2 separate regions of the Homo sapiens genome follow, and region 1 is linked to region 2. The links are chromatin loops, found by intact Hi-C in ENCODE. Cell type or tissue: mammary epithelial cell. All regions are shown on one strand. Each heading gives the region's core, and the rest is flanking DNA. Links, peaks and the distances in the headings are about the cores only. Region 1 overlaps ADAMTS3 (ADAM metallopeptidase with thrombospondin type 1 motif 3). Region 2 overlaps ADAMTS3 (ADAM metallopeptidase with thrombospondin type 1 motif 3).

Region 1 (2,930 bases), core at 101-2,600, 180 kb before region 2:
GAAATATGATCCTTATCTTACAATGCATGCAAAATTCCGTTCAAATGTATTAAAAGCTTAACTCTTAAGACCTGAAATTGCCAAAGTAGTAGAAGAAAACAAAAGAAAAAAGCTTCATGACATTAGTCTGGGCAATAATTTTTTTGATATGATCACAAAGGCACAGGCAACAAAAGCAAAAATAGACAAATGAATTTACATCAAAGTGAAAAGCATTTGCATAGAAATAAATGACAAAGTGAAGAGATAACCAACAGAATGGGAGAAAATATTTGCAGACAATATATCCTATAAAGGGTTAACATGCAAAATACATGAAGAACTCAACAACTCAATAGCATCAAAACAATCTATTTGAAAAATGGGCAAAGATCCGAATAGACATTTCTCAATAGAAGACAACAAATGGCCAATAGGTATATGAAAAAGTGCTCCACATCACTAATCATCAGGGAAATGCAGATCAAACTCACAGTGAGATATCGCATCACACCTGTTGAAATGGCTACTAGGAGAAAAGTGAAAGATAAGTGTTGGTGAGATATGGAGAAAAGGGAATGTCTGTACACTACTGATGGGAATGTAAATGGTGCAGCACTTATGAAAAACAGTATGGAGGCTCCTCAAAAAATTAAAAATAAAACTACATATATTCCAGCGATCTACTTTTGGGTATATATACAGCAACTTCCTTATCTGTGAGAAATATGTTCCGAGACCCTCAGTGGATGTCTGAAACCTTAGAAAGTAATGAACCCTATATATACTATATTTTTTCCTGCACATACATGCCTATGATTAAGTTTATAAAATAGGCACAATAAGAAATTAATACAAATAACTAATAATAAAATATGCATGTGAGGATGTGAGATGATAAAATGCCTATGTGATGAAATGAAGTGAGGTGAATGCCGTAGCCATTGAGATGTAGTGTTAGGTTATTATTCCGTTTCTGACTATACCTCAGAAGGAAGAACATCTGCTTCAGGTGATCCTGGATTATTGGGCTATGATATGGTTGGCTGTCAGGAGCAGACGATGTTGATGATTAACAAGTGGGTAGTATAGACAGCAAGGACTTGCTGGACAAAGGAATGATTCATGTCCTGGGCAAGACAGAGCTAGATGACATTAGATTTCATCATGCTACAGAAAACAACAAGCAATTTAAAACTTATGAATTGTTACTTCTGGAATTTTTCATTTAATATTTTTGGACTGCAATTGACCATGGGTGATCGAAACCATAGAAAGCAACACTGCAGATAAAGGGGGGCTACTGTACAAGAAAAATCACTATCTCAGAGAGATGTCTGCACTTTCATATTCATTGCAGTATTATTCACAATCAACAAGATAGGGAAACAACCTAAATGTCTGTCAATGTATGAATGGATAGGGAAACCTTTCTAAACCTTTATTCAGCTTTAGAAATGAAGGAAATCCTGCCATTTGTGACAACATGGATGAATCTGGAGGACTTTATGCTAAGTGAAATAGGCCAGACACAGAAAGACAAATATTGCATGATCTCACTTATATGTGGAATATAAAAAAGTCAACTTATAGAAATGGAGAGTAGAAGGAAGATTGCTAGAGGTCATGATGAGGAGAAAATGGGGAGATAGTGGTCAAAGCATACAAACTTTATAGTTATTAGATGAGTACATTCTGGAGATCTAAGTTCTGGTGACTATAGTTGTTGTATTTTATTATATGCTTGAAATTTGCTAAGAGGGTAGATCCTAGGTGTTCTCACCACGAAAATAAAGAAAAAATATTGATGACTACATGAGGTGATAGGTTAATTAATTTGTGGTGATTATTTCATAAATATATATGTCTATCAAATCATTAAATTTTATGCCTTAAATATATATGTAATATTTGTCAATTATAAATAGTAAATCTTGAATAAAGTAATCTATCTTGAAAAAGATTACCCTGCCTAAAATGTGAATCAACTAGAGAGCAGGAGATGATCACATTTGAGATATGGCTGTAGGTTGGATTAGGTTAGAAGTGGTGGAAGTGATGAGCAATGGATCATCTCAGGCACTACCAAAACATTTCAAAAACTGATAGCATGACAAATGCCAGTATTTCACAGAGATGGAATTTGTTATCAGAAGAGTAAGCTATCTGACTAGTAACCTTGATGCAAAATGTGAACCTGTACAATCTAGAAATAAATCCTTAAAATTCAAGAACCTATAAAGTAAAAATAGCAGTGTAATCTGGAATATAGTCTCCACAGAGAAGTCCCTGTTCTGAGCAATTTCAGGGTCCAAGGGACATTAATTACCAACCAGGAAAAGGCAGCTCCTGTATATTAAATATATTGAATACACAACACTATTAAATCAAGACCACAAAGCATAGGGGATAAAGGCCTTTACATTGCCACGTTTGCAACTCAACAGGATCATGGTTAATCACTCCTAATCACTAAGTTAAAAATAAAAAAAGACTTGATTGTGTAACTTTTCTGGCTTGAATAATATGCATAGAAATTTATGGACTCATAACCAAAGTGCACAATATTTGGGCATTTATTTATTTTTTTCTTTCTCCATTTCAAACATGGCCAAGAAAATGAATAAGAAAAGGGCTATTTTTTCTCTTAGGAAGAGCTATTTTTTCTCTTAAGTCAAGCCTTATAAATGCATCAGAATTCTTTTTGATTATAATGTTTATATGGATTATTAAACTCTTCTAGCAGTGTAGAGAGAATGATTGTATTTGATCATAGCTACTCCCTTTTTGTTGCCATCTCTTTATTAATTGTATATACCAGGTTCATTCAGTATTGTGCTTGTCAGCATATAGAACCTGATTTTTACTCACATGCTAATTTTTACATATATGTAAAGGGAATGAATACAAGACTGAATATGTAGCAGAAAGTATTGTTAATAAGAGATGGA
Region 2 (2,930 bases), core at 158-2,657:
CTTGTAACTCTTGTTATTTTTGGAGAGACCAGAAAATACTTCAATATTATGTTATTAGTATTCTGTTTTATAAAGTGCATGTAAAACACAGGGCAGGAAAATAAATTGTTCACAGTTCATAAACCAGTCTGTGTTTTTGATACATCTCCATTTATTAATCTTGTGACAAGCAGTCAGTGATGAAGAAGATCAAACGAAGATTGAATATTTTTAAAGAAGTTGCTGTTCAGGAATATTAAGAAGCTGAACAAGGAAAGTAGGTCACTGTGCCCTAAGGGCGTGGGCATGGGCACTGCGAGATTGACTGCCAGAAACAAGAGAGTGTCCAGGAAAGAGCGGTACCAAGCATACAGACTCTCTCTCTTCAGGGAGTGGAATGTGATTGCTTCAGAGGAAGGCAAAAGAAAGATTGTGATAGAAGGCCAGGTGACTGTTGGGGGAAAGTTATCTATTCATTCACTCAGACTACAATTACTGAATTCCCTATTGTGTGCTCAGCAATCTTTACGAAGAAAAAAACAACTGAATTCTCACATTTAGAGGATTCTGCCTTGTCTAGGGTTTAATATGTGAGCAGCTTTTTCTCTCTGTTTCTGGCAGCAGGATGTCTCTGAGCACGTCTTTTGTAAGACTATCTGATGCCACATACCTGCCTTCCCAGTAAGAGATGATGGTGGTATTAGAAGTAACAAAGACAATAAAAATTAAAAGATCAGCTAAAGTTCATTATGAGCCAGAGTTGTTAGGAGTGCTTTAAATAATGTCAACTCATTTAATCTTCACAGTTTTCCTCAAAGGAAGATACATTATTATTTGCATTTTACATATGAGGGAACCGAGCCATGGAGCGATGACCAAAGTTTCTTTGAGCTGCATCTGTGTGTTTTATACATGGTAGCAAAATATCATTTTATTGATTCAATATACATGCTTTTTTTTTCTTACACACTTTTGCCATGCATTTAAAATATATGATTTGAAAAGCTGATTTAAGTTGAGCTTTGTGTTTTGTTTTATTTTTCCACCCAGCAGGGAGAGAAGGGTGCTTTGGAAAGGGACTGAAATTAGGAAGTATGAGTTCATTCACTTTGTGCTGGCAGCCCAGAAACTTTGGCTTTGTGCCCTCAAGCACTGTGTCTGCAAGCTTCAACTGCTAGACAGAAGCCAAAAGGCCTTTTTAAATGTTGTCTTTTCTTTAGGCCCATCAATGGTGGTCAGGATTGTCCTGGTGTTAATTTTGAGTACCAGCTTTGTAACACAGAAGAATGCCAAAAACACTTTGAGGACTTCAGAGCACAGCAGTGTCAGCAGCGAAACTCCCACTTTGAATACCAGAATACCAAACACCACTGGTTGCCATATGAACATCCTGACCGTGAGTAGCCTCGTGCTCTCCTTCCTGCTGTGTGGATGGTTACTCACAGTTTAAGCTTTGCCAGCACGAACCCCATGGACTCTTGATCCCTATGTGGTAACTTAGGAAACTTGGTGCTTATAGGAGTAAGTTCTCCTGGGTTTCTAAGAATAAGGCTTAAATACCCTTTCTCTAAAGAGGTAAGAATGGTGCAATAGTTCCTGGCAAGCAGCACTATCACCATCAGCGGTGAAAAGACCAGTGGAAAGGAACGCCTGGGAGAGATGTTGGAATTCCTGATTCAACCGAAATCCCTCTACTAGGAAATACTTCTGGAATATTGTGATCTTTCCTTTCTGAACTAGAGAAAAATATAGTTCTTTGAAAATTGAGTCAGGACCAAGAGAAAGATCATAATTTAATAACAAAAGATACCTTATAACCTTTTACTTTTTTACTATAGTTTAAAGATATATTTGGAAATTTTCTTTTAATGTTTCACTTCTTACTTCTGAATTTTTGGTTAAATATGTCCAATGGCAACTTTTTGCCATACTTCTTATTTGAGTGAATGAAAGGAAATAGTTATATGATTACATGCACCACTGGGTTCAGTTCAAATCCATGTTAAAGGAAAGAGGAATACACGTTAAGAATTCAAAGTTGCAATGCATTAAGAAGAAATGCATTGTTTTTATCTATTTTGGTGAAGTGAGTTGCATCCTGTAAGAGGCAAAAACTATGTTAGATGATTGAGTCAAATCACAGACATTCTTTCAGTGCTCTAATATTACGAAAACTAAACTGGTTTTGAATTAAGATTTATTTAAGAGCTATGTTGAAATCTAGGGTTGCCTGGGGCAGTCCCAGTTTATACCTGTTGTTCCTGCTCAGTTATTACTAGAACCCCTTTTCTAGTTTAGATGACAAATTTTATGGTCACCTTAGCTAAAAAAAAAATGTCAAATGTACATACTTTCCTCCTTACTCCTTATTTTATTTGTTTATACGGTATTCCTTTTGTTTTCAGGAAATCACAGTGAAACCTTATATTTAAAAATAAAATAAACTATGCTGTTCAAACATTCCATTTTATGTAAATAGTTAATTTTATCCTCCATCTTATGCAGCCAAGAAAAGATGCCACCTTTACTGTCAGTCCAAGGAGACTGGAGATGTTGCTTACATGAAACAACTGGTGCATGATGGAACGCACTGTTCTTACAAAGATCCATATAGCATATGTGTGCGAGGAGAGTGTGTGGTAAGTTCAAATTGCTTCCCCAAAGGCTTTCTACGTTATCTACGTTTACTGTCATTCATCTGCACATTTTTAATTTTTTAAACTATTTTATCTTTGAAATCACATTATAGTAAGTGTCTATGAATAGTTCAATAGCTAAAATAAATTTGAGAGACATTGTACTTTCTCAAATCAAACTTTGGTCACTGGCAGAATCAAGGTTTAAATAATTTTCCTAATTTCCAGCCAAATGCCTTTTCTGAGTAACTCTGAGGCCTCTAGGTTGGGAATACAAATTGGTAATAATGCATTTGCTTCGGGTATTTTAGTAGC

The links. A loop is a pair of places that touch in the nucleus more often than their neighbours do. Peaks named below come from ENCODE experiments on the same cell type or tissue, not always from the same donor. Only the 100,000 strongest peaks of a DNase experiment are listed, where the experiment ranks them.
Region 1: a loop joins it to region 2, with 2.4 times the contacts of the local background. A loop is called at or near these places in 7 of 110 quality-filtered maps.

Annotation. Positions count from the first base shown.
Region 1 is chr4:72,487,624-72,490,553 of GRCh38, reverse strand. All of the region lies in intron 3 of ADAMTS3 (ADAM metallopeptidase with thrombospondin type 1 motif 3), which reads left to right. Among named protein-coding and RNA genes, the nearest start is that of ADAMTS3, 80 kb to the left of the region's middle. In mammary epithelial cell, for the core only: no CTCF peak of the experiment used is centred there; a DNase peak (open chromatin) is centred at 1,063; H3K27ac peaks cover 1,513 bases.
Region 2 is chr4:72,310,736-72,313,665 of GRCh38, reverse strand. It overlaps ADAMTS3 (ADAM metallopeptidase with thrombospondin type 1 motif 3), which reads left to right. Exons shown (of 22, transcript NM_014243.3): 13 at 1,200-1,375; 14 at 2,485-2,618. Among named protein-coding and RNA genes, the nearest start is that of ADAMTS3, 260 kb to the left of the region's middle. In mammary epithelial cell, for the core only: no CTCF peak of the experiment used is centred there; DNase peaks (open chromatin) are centred at 355, 1,425 and 2,195; H3K27ac peaks cover 2,500 bases.